3 separate regions of the Homo sapiens genome follow, and all the other regions are linked to region 1. Evidence: chromatin loops called from intact Hi-C (ENCODE). Cell type or tissue: CD4-positive, alpha-beta T cell. All regions are shown on one strand.

Region 1 (4,000 bases):
TTGCTCCTGTAAATAAAGGCAGAATATTACTTTCTCTCCAATGACATTGGCTTGAGGGTTGGTTATAAATTAGGTCCCCCTTATCTGCATGAACATCAGCTTCATACTATTCTACAATTTTCAAACCTCACTCTGAGTTCTTAAGAGTGAGGATTACATTGGAAATGAACCTGTCCTCAAGAATAATAAACAGTTTTATTTAAATAAATCTAAAATGATTCTGTGCCATTACCACACCTGCTTCAACAACAACAATAAAAGAAAATAAGGACTGAAAACTTTTCTAATAGTTCTGTCTTCCACAGGACTAAGTGTGTATTCAAACATGTATGTTTGTTTATTTATTATTGTCATTATTGTTGTTTTGCTTATTTTTGTTTATTTTCATTCTGGTAGCTGGATCATCTGATCCTCTGACTTTCAAGATACTGGCATTTTCAGAACCTTTATAAATGAAAGGCTGTGAAGGACCTGCAAGATTATTTTCAAAGGCAATTTTTTATTCATTTAAATTGGGATTTGTGCCCTACATAAGAGAATATATACCCAAATCATATAGAAATATATTCTTAAGCAAATTTTTATAATCTTAAGCCCTTGTAACTTGAAAAATTAATATTAAGACTATTGCATACCTGAGAAGGAAGAGAAAAGGAGAGAGTAGATACTATTTGAGAAAAAGGCATGGAAAAACCAGATAAAGACGCATATCACACTTCCGGAAAATGGGACTGAAGAGAGAGAAACTGCAGAGCCAGCACAGCACCATCTCATCGTGGGGAGCTCTGGATGAGAAAGTATATGATAAAGAAGAATAAACAAGGGACACTGTTGAAGAGTTTCTGTTCACAAATATCTCACCCATTTATTCTACCAATTGGATGTTAATTTTGCTTTAAAAAAACCCTTTTAGTAAATATATTCTTGCAGGGTTAAAACCAGTGGTTCTTCATACCTTTACTTTGAGTAACTATAACTAAATTGTCTACAACTTAAATAAACTTTTGGGAGAATGTATGCTTTAATTAGTTGTTTTGATTGAACCATGGAACATTTCAGAGTAAAAACCATAAAGGTCTCTAAACAACCCGAGAACAGAATGACTGAGAAAGGCGGAATGATGAGATATTAAGGAAGGGCAAGGCTGGGGAAAGGAAGTGAAAAAATACTTACAGTTTTACCACAGAAAAATGAGAAGTTATAATTCAGTGATCTTGAAGTTTCCTTCCCGCTCTACAATTCTATGACAGTTGTTATGCAAAAAACGAATGTCTTACACATAAAAACTTATATGCTATATTTTCCTTCCTGGAATCTATATCATCCAACTGCTAAAGCAAAAGAGCTCCTTTTTCTACTCCAACAACATAAAAGAGAATAATTTATTAAAACTAGTTCCAGAGGACATAAAGAAAACCAAAGGGTAGAAATCATAGGGAGGTAAGCATCTTCCAAATAAAGAAATTAATAACACACCCTCGAATACTTTGATAATCAGTATTTGATAACTGAGTGAAATCTGGGGTCCAAAGAGATATACAGATCATTGGGATGGTTGAGAATTTCTCCCTTTGCAAAGAACACACCAAATAAGAACCCTCATCTGCCAGAGGTGAGAAAAAGTGATGAAAAGAGAGAATATTGCCCCACCAGCCTCAAGGCATTCAAGTTCCCCGGCATTCGGTCCTTAGTCCCTTCCCATTTGTCACCTTATTATTTTCCTGTCCACCCCTGCATCATCCACCTGTCACGTCTGTCTCCACAGTCACCTCTACAGACTTTTTTCACACTTTCCCTTCCTGTCTGCTGGTCTCAACGCTCTCTGTCCAGGGTTTACCCACATTTGCTCTACTCCGATTCCTTCCACCGACCCCCTAAGACTCCGAGCAGGTTAGAGGATCGCGCTGCCTCCCCCCTCCCCGCCCCGTAGTCTCCAACAGTGTAAGGGGTACTGTGGGAACAAAACCCAGAGGGGTTTGTGCCTCTTCACCCCCATCCCGGGAGGCTCCCCCTCTATCCCCGGATGGTCCTCACTCACAGCGCACAGTGTGGAAGGCGCAGCGCGGCTGCTTCTCGAAACTCTCCCCTAACTTGAGAACCCGCTCGCGACGGTCTAGGTGTGAGAATCCCGCTGCGCTATTCATAATTACTCTCCTGCTTTGACTTTAACTCCGCCACCAGCGCTCACTATCTGCCACCTCAGCCTGAAGCAGCTGCACTTGATCCCGCCAGCCAAGTCACCCAGACTCCACCCCGCGCTCGACGCGCACCGCCCCACCGGAGCGTCTCACGTTCTGATTGGCTTATTAGCAAAGGGCGCTCCGCCCCTTGACTCCGAGGCTCCTAGTCCCGCCTCCAGGCCCCTTCCCGCGTCGCGACGCACGCTGCCCCGGAAGGCCGCGGCGCTGTAGTGCGGCGTGGGAGCCCCAGGTTCTTTAGTGGAAGAACGCGAAGCGAGGATGAGGTAACTTATCTGAGGTGGTGGCTGGGGAGGGAGAGGGCCCCAGGGCGCCTACCAGGAGGCCAGGACCCCAGGCTCCTGGACGAAGTCAGCCGGCTTGTAAGAGCTCTTAACGGGAGAATCGGCCTGCCCTCACGCCCACTCTGTAGAGATCTGGTGTGGAAACTGAGGCCTGGGGAGGTGCAGTGTCCAGGCACAGGGCCTAGTGTCTTATCCAAGGCCTGGTAGCGCGAAAGCCGGGTCTAGAATCTGGAGTAAAGGAGCCCAGAGGCCCCAGAATCTCGGTCCTTAGACTTGAAGCGACGCTGTTACCTCAGTAATCGTTTTCTGACCTTTTTGTACCAGAGGAAGTTTCTTGTGGTCCTAGGACTGGAGAAGGGGATGTGTAGTGGGGAGGAGAAAGAGGATTCGGAGATAGCAACTGCAGACATTTAGGATCAGCCGCAACAGGATCGCACTGAATTTCCTTTTCATTTATTTTCCTCACAGTGATCCGTGGAGGCAGTAACAGGCGCGGCGAGGGAGAAGTGATTCCCGAAGAATCAAGGCTGGGCCGGACCCGGTGGCCTGGCAACAGGGTAGTAGCCTTAAAATAGATAAATAATTGTCTTTTTGTGTCAAATTTCATGAATTTAATGTAAAGATGGGAGAAGTGTTGAATTATAGGAGAAACACTCGAGAAAGTTTACAGATGGTTTCCATAACAGGTGGTTTTTCAGGGTAATTACGCAATCCAACTGCACTCCCTCACCTTCTGCCTTAGGCACATTTGTCAATTGATTTTGGGGTAGGTGGTTATGTCTCCTTCAACCTGTCTGTGTAAATCCTACCCTTTGAAGGTGTGCCGAAGCTGTTTCATATCGTAGTTAAATGCTTTAAGGCAGATGGTGGCTCTAGTTTGAACCCCTGCTTTATACTTAACAGTGTGACTTTGTGCCAGCTAATTACATTCTCCAGAGTTTAAGTATGCTCATTGTTCAAATTGGGAAAAAAATAATAGTATCTGTTCCTTAGAGTTGTTGGAATGATTAAATGAGTTAATACATGAAAGCAATTAGAACAATTCCTGGAGCATGATAAGAGGTCTCCAAATGGTTATTTAAGGCCCAGCTCTACACTTATACTACATTTTAAGACCATCTTGGTGGCTGCCTTCTCTTCTAAATAGAATCATTCTAGGAGGTAGGAATTGCTATTTTGTTTACAGCAAGAAAAATGGTTCAGAGAAGCCCAGTCCTCTGACTTTATGGCCTGTATTCTTATCTGTGTCATCTATTTAGCATTTAACATATATCTGATATTCTTAAGTATATTTTTTTGTATCTGTGTGTGTGTACACATGTACATAAACATACTTTTCTTTCCCAACCAGAACAATAGCAGAGAGTATGTCTTGTGTAGAATCTTTGCATCCCCTGCATCTACCATACTGCTCTGCACATATTTGTTGATGACAATAATGATTTAGTGATGTTTTATTACGGTAGCCAGGAGGGCACAAACTGTTTTGAGCCTATTTTACGTTAGAGAGGCTTCCAA
Region 2 (4,000 bases), 400 kb after region 1:
GGTGATTTTGTTTGCTTACTGTGTGAGAGCCACCTCTGAGCAAACTGGCACTGCAGATAGTGACAGTTGAAGAACTCTCTCCCTGAGGGAAGCACCAGATACTGAGGGAGATGTTACTCATGCTGGACCTGAAAGATAAGTAGGGAATTTGGACAACAGAAAGGAAGATGACTACTGTGAGGTTTAAGCAAACAAGTAAAGGCAGTTCCAGTAAAGGTGTTCATGTTGAGCTTTATCTTTTTGGTCAGAAGGGCATAATCTGTACCACTAGATCCAGCTAATGAGGAAATAGTAACTAAGTCTAGTATATATTTTGGAGTTATGGCTACTGGAAGGTATGGATTATCTCCACAGAAAAACGTACAGACATAGACTCTTACATATAACTGCAAGGGGTTTATGTACTCTCTGAAGTCCACTTTGGGAGCCTAGGTTTTACAATTACTTGTTTGGAGTGTGTACGGTTCAATTGGGGAAGCACCAGTTCTATCACGATGACACTTCTGGCCATAAAAAGACATGAGGGAGTGTCCCCCTTAAGAAACAGTGCCTAACAATATTAGTTTGCTTTCCTGGGGCAGGAATCAGGCCCCATACCTCCCTGGTGCTATTACTCAGATGGTGGTTGGGGGACTCCATGGATAGAGAAAATGTTAGTTATTCATGAGAAATAAGTTGGACTAGAGCTTGGAGCAGAGTTCCTCACACCCCATTTACTGACTTCTTTGGGAGACTCCTTCTTTCTAGGAGGAAGTTTGTGAGTTTATACCGGATACTTAGGGTAGGTAGCGACCAGCAAGTAGTTATTTTCCTGATAGTTCTTATTCTTGTGTGTTTTAATCTTCTCATTAAAATTCCTCAGAGTTACTCAGAATCTCTAAAAACATTCTCCTATGACTTAGCGACATGCTGATCAGTTTTGCTCCTTTTTCATGAAGTAGGATTGTCACGAAAGAGAAAACTGCAAGGGATGTTCTGCCCAATCAGAGGAGGCTTCTTCATCCTTCAACTCCATGATGAACTCCTATATGAAGTGGCAGAAGAAGATGTTGTTCAGGTATTTTTGCAATGCTTGTGTCCATTCCATAGGAAGACAAGACACTGTATTGTCAGGCCGACAGCTTTGTTTCCTGTGCATGAGGATTTTGGAACTCTACCCTAGCCCTGGGATGGCTGTATAAATATTGAGTCCTTACAGGTAGAAAAGGAGCTAAGAGTGTTCCGTTTTGTACTAGTTCTTAATAAGTGAAGAATTGCCAATGCAAGATGTTTTTGTCTTGGAGGAATTAAACAAAAATTTGGAGTCTTTCCCTTAGGGTTTCTAAGCTCCAAGCATTCTAGCAAAAACTTTCAGAAATTCCTGCTCATCAGTGAAGAAGAGTATGAGATGTCTTTTTATTTATTCATTTATTTATTTTATTTTTTATTTTTTCTGATTTAGCATTTTAAGCACCATTGGGTGAAGAGCTCCAGTCTGGTTTATAACTTTCTCAGGGGATGGTTTGGGAAACATTCTTTGACTGGGCAGTTTGTTAACTACATTTTTTTTTTCCTTAGGTAGCTCAGATTGTCAAGAATGAAATGGAAAGTGCTGTAAAACTGTCTGTGAAATTGAAAGTGAAAGTGAAAATAGGCGCCAGCTGGGGAGAGCTAAAGGACTTTGATGTGTAACTGTGCTGTTGATGAAGTCCTCCCAGGGAAGCCTGTGCAGATGCAGTCACCTGGAAAGAACAGAGATTACCCTTTCACCTACCTCAGCAAAACAAACTTTCAAGTCTTGATAGACTTAGCCTAGTAATTTTATAGTGAGAGTTTCAAACTATATATCAGTGTCTATAGCATCAAAAACTTCTGGGGGCGTGGGGGAAGTAGAATACCAAGTATAATAGTTACATTCACTTTCAAAGAGCATCTATGAATTTGCCTTTTGTAACTTACTGTGGCTTTAAACATATTCAGAACAGATGCTTGAAATATGCACTTAGCACTTTGGTTCCACATCTGTCTGGGTAAACCATGAAGAAAATGAAGCTGCTGCCTCAATCGACCCAGACAGCAGCCATAGGCAGATAAAGATTTGGTTTCACCCTGGTGGTGGTAGGCATCGTGTGTGACTTTTTTTCCTCTAATATCAATTTTACAGTACGGAAATAGTATTTTAAAATAGTATTGGCTAATAAATTATGAATTCTATAAAGTAGTAAGACTTGGTATGGTTGGAGTGTAGGAATGAATATTCATGAAATGTTTCTTATTGCTTTTCCTTCCCTAATTCATACAATGAATGTATTTGGAATACTTACATATTATAAAATAAACTATACCTCTTCAAGAGGTATCCTGTTCTGTAAGATCAGATGTTTTTATTGCAGGTCAATATAATACTGCCAGAGACAGAAAATACCCCCTTATCAGTCCCTTAGTGCCTCTTTCTGTTTGTGGCATGGTGAGAAAACCCATGCTGAAAAGATTGTACTTTGTGATCCCAATCAGAGGGATGGAGCTAATCTTTTTGCTGTTGAAATAAAATGAATTTATGAGAAACTTTATATCAACAATTGTTTTGTTAAAAATTATAGTTGGTCTAAGAGTGTCCCTTATTTAGTTACTCCATAGCTTGTTCATAGGAAACACTGATTATATTCTTAATCAGTTACCAGAAGAGCTCTTTTATGTTTATTAATCAGAATAATGAAAAAAGATAGTTGCTTTATAAAATGTAATGCATTATCAGTAGTTGGGTATTAATGCATAAGAGACTTAGACATAGTTTTTTTGGGGTGGCAGGGTGAGAAAGGCAGAGATGGCAGCAGTAAGAGGGAAGAATATCATTATTTCTTTTTCCATATTTACCTGTACTATGTTTCTCAGAAGCTGAAGTGCTGTCAGTATTCTGGTAGGCTTGAAAGATCTGGCACAAGAGAAAGCTCAATCTGTTTACCTGTGAGTGTTCTTCAAACATGAGGGCAAGCAAAAGTCCCTTCTGCCTCATTCTCTGCAGCCATGGCCCAGCATGTGTAGTCACATGCATTTTCTCATTCTGTTTGACCTGTCAGCTGGACCTGAAACAGGCCATCCCCATTTTGCATGATTCAGATGTGCACAAATCCCAGTTACTATGGTTTACTTAATAACATGAGTCTCCCCTGCAACACAATTCAAATTTCAGTTACCAGTGGATATTAACTGTGAGTAACTGCATGAAATTCAAACTTCACTGATAGTTCTTCAAACCACAACCACTGTGTAAATAAGAAATGCACATTGTGTTATGCAGAATAATGCCCCCCACCCCAAAGTTCACATCCTAATTCCTAAAATCTGTGAACTATTATATTACATGGCAAAAGGGACCTTGTTGATGTGATTAAGTTAGAGATCTTGAGGTGGGGGATTATCCTGGATTATCTGAATGGTTCCATTGTAATCACCAGGGTCTTTATAAGAGGGAAGCAGATGGTCAGAGTCAGGGAAGATGTGACAACAGAAACAGAGAAAGATTTGAAGATGCTACACTGCTGGCTTTAAAGTTGGAAGAAGGGGCCATGAGCCAAGGAATGCAGGAACCCTCAAAAAATTGGAAAAGGTAAGGAAATGGATTCTCTCCTAGAACCTTTTGAAGGGATGTAGCCCCGCCAACACCTTGACTCTAGCCCAGTTAAGACCATTTTGGACCTCTGTCCTTTAGAACTGCAAGACAATTATTTGAATTGTTTTGAGCTAGTAAGTTTGTGGAATTGGTAGCAGTAACAGGATATTCATACATGCATCATGATGAGGACCAGTTACATCACTTCTTCCAAAGGCTGTCTGTGATTGGCTACTTCACATCTGTTATTCACTTTACTTGCAGATGGCAAAATGTAGTTGTGTTGATTGCTTGTCTCCCAGTGGTAAATCCACATTATACAAAAATGGATAATCAAAAGTAGAAGTTGGCTAATAAAGATCAAAGTGTACCAGAGAAGTAAAAAATAACACTGGAAGTGAAATTCAAATT
Region 3 (4,000 bases), 290 kb after region 1:
TCCCAAAGTGCTGGGATTATAGGTGTGAGTCACCGTGCCCAGCTATAGATTGACCTGTTTGTACAGGGTTGTATATACAAACAACAAGTAATATACTTTATATAAAATTTTTATGGGTTTTCTTTTTTTTTTTTGAGATGGAGTCTTGCTCTGTCGCCCAGACTGGAGTGCAATGGAGTTGTCTCGGCTCACGGCACCCTCTGCCTCCCGGGTTCAAGTGATTCACCTGCCTCAGCCTCCTGAGTACCTAGGATTACAGATGCCCGCTGCCATGCCTAGCTAATTTTTGTATTTTTAGTAGAGACGGGGTTTCACATCTTGGTCAGGCTGGTCTCGAACTCCTGACCTCAGGTGATCCACGCACCTCAGCCTCCCAAAGTCCTGGGATTACAGGCATGAGCCACCATGCCCGGCCCTATATGGGTTTTCATGGGCAACTATGGCATACACAATTTTTAACGCATGCTTACTACACTGACTTTAAATCTAATCATTTGGTAAGATGCAATTCCTTTGTGTCAGTTTTCTCCGAAATTATGAGTCACACAGATTTTTCATTATGGCTGTAAGGACGAATTAAATAATTATCAGCAGATATAAGTTCAGGCAGTGGAATTAGACTGGTTGGATTTGAAAACTATCACTTACTGGCTATGCAGCCTCACAGATTACTTAGGAAGAGTGAGAGAGTGTATATGTGTTTGTGAGTATGTGTGCCTCGGTAGTACTTAGAGTTGATTAAATTATTTCATATATAAAAGCTCAGAACAGTTTTTGGCACATAGAAAGTACTTGTATTGTGAAAAGGCATTACAAAAAATAAAATACTTGTAAATGCTAAGAAGTCATAGTTAGTGGCAGTGGCATAATTGCTTGACCATTTCAATTGCTTGAAACTGAAACTTGGGTATCATTCAGAACTCTGGTCACCAGCTTATACAATTAATCACCAAGTCCTGGTGTCTGTTACCTCATATATCTCTTGCTTCTGACTCCTTTCTGTTTTTAGGTCCATTACCTGGTACAGCTCATTATCATCTTTCTTCTAGATTATGCAATAGCTTTGAAACTAGTTCATTCTTTTCCTCTGATCTTGCCCTGCTCCTGCAGCCAAAGTGGTCTTTTTTTTTTGATGGAGTTTTGCTCTTGTTGCCCAGGCTGGAGTACAATGGCACAATCTCAGCTCACTGCAACCTCTGCCTCCCGGGTTCAAGTGATTCTCCTGCCTCAGCCTCCGGAGTAGCTGGAATTACATACAGGCGCCCGCCACCACGCCCGGCCCCAAAGTGGTCTTTTTAAAAAAAATTTTTGTTTAAATTTTTTGTAGAGATGGGGGTGGCACTGTGTTGTCCAGGCTGGTCTTGAACTCCTGGGCTCAAGTGATTCTCCCAAAGTTTTGAGATTACAGGCATGATTCACTGTGCCCAGTCCAAAGTGATCTTTATAAAGTACAAATATGATCTTGTCACTCCTTTTCATAAAACTCATCAGTCACACTGCATTGCTTTCAGGACAAGGTTTAAACTCCTTAAATGGTGGGATTATAAACCTTTCTTGTGGCACTTTCATATCTCTTCTTTTATACCCCTGGGGTACTTTATACTCCATGCTTACTAAATTACCTTCTGTGTCATCTGAACATGCCAGGCTTTCTTCTAGGCCTTTGTACCATATGCTGTTTCTTAGGCATGGCATTCCTTTCCTCTTCCTTTCTTTTTTCTTTTTTTGGAACAGAGTCTCACTGTATCACCCATGCTAGAGTGCAATGGCGTGACTGCAACTCACTGCAGCCTCCTCTTCCTGGGTTCATGTGATTCTCAGGCCTCAGCCTCCCAAGATGCTGGGATTACAGACATACAACACCTTGCCCATCGTGGCCTCCTCTTGCTTTCTTCCTTACCTTCTCATAAATTCTGTTTCATTTCCATAAGATTCCTTGCAACTTTTTTCCTTCCACTTCTTTTTTTTTTTTTTCCTTTTTGAGACGGAGTCTCTCACTGTCGCCCAGGCTGGAGTGCAGTGGGGTGATCTCGGCTCACTGCAACCTCTGCCTCCCAGGATCAAGCAATTCTTGTGCCTCAGCCTCCTGAGTAACTGGGATTACAGGTGCCCGCCACCACGCCCAGCTATTTTTTTTTTTGTTATTTTTATAGTAATAGAGATGGGGTTTTACCATGTTGTCCAGGATGGTTTCAAACTCCTGACCTCAAGTGATCCCCCGGCCTTGGCCTCCTAAAATGCTGGGATTACAGGCATGAGCCACCATGCCCAGCCCTTTTCTTCAACTTCGATCATAGCTCCTATCATAATAAAATTGTTCATCTACTTCCTCAAAGCAGGCCTTTTACCCATTTGGTACTTAAAGGAAAGGATCTTTAGGTATAAACTAGGTACTCAGTAGTATTCATCATATTGCTGATATAAAGATTTATTTACTCTGTTTTTAGTTGAGACTATTAAGACAGGTGGTTTAAAGTAAAGGGCATTTCAGGGTATAAAGATTTTAAGTGCTATTGGGCCCTTAGTGATTGGTTAGCCTTAGGCTCTGTAGTACTACACATGGCTTAAAACATTTATTAATGAATTGTACCGAATATTACTTTTTTCTTATAATCTTGTGGAATAATCATGTTTTAGCTCCTACAAGTGCTGGGAAGACTCTTGTGGCAGAATTACTTATTTTGAAGCGGGTTTTGGAAATGCGGAAGAAAGCTTTGTTTATTCTTCCCTTTGTTTCTGTGGCTAAAGAGAAGAAATACTACCTCCAGGTAATGTTTTTTACTAAGTTTGAAATAGTGAAAGGCTCATTATTGGCAGTCTTGGTTTCATTCATTTGAAATAGAATTATAAAAGCAAGTGGAAAACAAAGTTTCTTCATTGTGCCCTATGTAGCTTTAAGAGGCTACTGCCAAAAGCATTAAAAATTTACAGCAAGGGGCTGGGTGTGGTAGCTCACGCCTGTAATCCCAGCACTTTGGGAGGCCAAGGTGGGCGGATCATCTGAGGTCAGGAGATCGAGACCAGCCTGGCCAACATGGGGAAACCCCATCTCTACTAAAAATACAAAAATTAGCTGGGTGTTGTGGCGCACACCTGTAATTCCAGCTACTCGGGAGACTGAGGCTTGAACCTGGGAGGTGGAGGTTGCAGTGAGCCGAGATCACGCTATTGCACTCCAGCCTGGGCAACAGAGTAAGACTCTGTCTCAAAAAAAAAAAAATTAAAAAAATTTACAGAAGGAAATTAAAAGAAAATTATTATTGCATTAAGGAGAAGGGGCCATCAAATCAAAAGAATAATTGGTGAAAATTGTGTAAAAATTTGTAAACCTTTTCTTAGGAAATAAACAGAATATTTAAACTAGCATATAAACACGCACATTAAGAATCAGCATTTAACTGAACAGTAGGACTAGACTGAAGCATAGAAAGGAAAGAGTGTTTAAGGAAGTGTATCCTGCCCTAATTGAGGACTATTTAGGAATATTTAGGGGATGAAGGTCAAGATCCATTGGTGCTTAGGTAAAGCTCCAGGTATGTGATCTGTTCCTCTGTTCTGCAAAAATGACTAATAGTAGTTTACATCAATATGATGCTCACAGTTTTTAGGGCATTTTCACAAATACAATATTTTATTAAATGGAATAAATTTACTGTTGTGATTTCTGCAGTGAAAAATATGTGCTTTTGAAATGGAAAGATTGTTATACTGATTGTTAAAGAAATGTGGGTTCTAGTCCCAGTTTTGCCACTAACTATGTCTTTAGGCCGGGCATATAACTGGCTGGGCCTCAGTTTTTTTATTTGTAAAATTAGGATGTTAACCCTTAGCCCTGTGGGTTAACTTAGTAAACACTCAGGAAAATTTTATTGAATGAATAGCTCTAAATTTCTATGGTTCTATAAATCTTTTTAATAGTTATTTCAGAGGCACAGTAGCCAACAAAGCTGGTCATACATGGTAACATCACTCAACTTAGACCCAAAGTAACGAAATGATG

The links. Peaks named below come from ENCODE experiments on the same cell type or tissue, not always from the same donor. Only the 100,000 strongest peaks of a DNase experiment are listed, where the experiment ranks them.
Region 2: it touches region 1 in a loop (6-fold over the local background); 3 of 110 quality-filtered maps call a loop at or near these places.
Region 3: it touches region 1 in a loop (5-fold over the local background); 24 of 110 quality-filtered maps call a loop at or near these places.

The regions. Positions count from the first base shown.
Region 1 is chr3:121,833,430-121,837,429 of GRCh38, reverse strand. IQCB1 (IQ motif containing B1) reads left to right here and starts at 2,370. Exons shown (of 15, transcript NM_001023570.4): 1 at 2,370-2,464; 2 at 2,951-3,039. It overlaps EAF2 (ELL associated factor 2), which reads right to left and starts at 2,221. Exons shown (of 6, transcript NM_018456.6): 1 at 2,039-2,221. The coding sequence starts at 2,144. In CD4-positive, alpha-beta T cell, no CTCF peak of the experiment used is centred here; DNase peaks (open chromatin) are centred at 2,289 and 3,189; H3K4me3 peaks cover 2,794 bases; H3K27ac peaks cover 1,285 bases.
Region 2 is chr3:121,429,975-121,433,974 of GRCh38, reverse strand. POLQ (DNA polymerase theta) reads left to right here. Exons shown (of 30, transcript NM_199420.4): 29 at 942-1,057; 30 at 1,558-2,544. The coding sequence ends at 1,671. Among named protein-coding and RNA genes, the nearest start is that of POLQ, 110 kb to the left of the region's middle. RefSeq lists an enhancer at 1,667-1,716. In CD4-positive, alpha-beta T cell, no CTCF peak of the experiment used is centred here; a DNase peak (open chromatin) is centred at 1,634; H3K4me3 peaks cover 877 bases.
Region 3 is chr3:121,540,117-121,544,116 of GRCh38, reverse strand. POLQ (DNA polymerase theta) reads left to right here. Exons shown (of 30, transcript NM_199420.4): 3 at 2,638-2,768. Among named protein-coding and RNA genes, the nearest start is that of POLQ, 3.9 kb to the left of the region's middle. In CD4-positive, alpha-beta T cell, no CTCF peak of the experiment used is centred here; no DNase peak of the experiment used is centred here.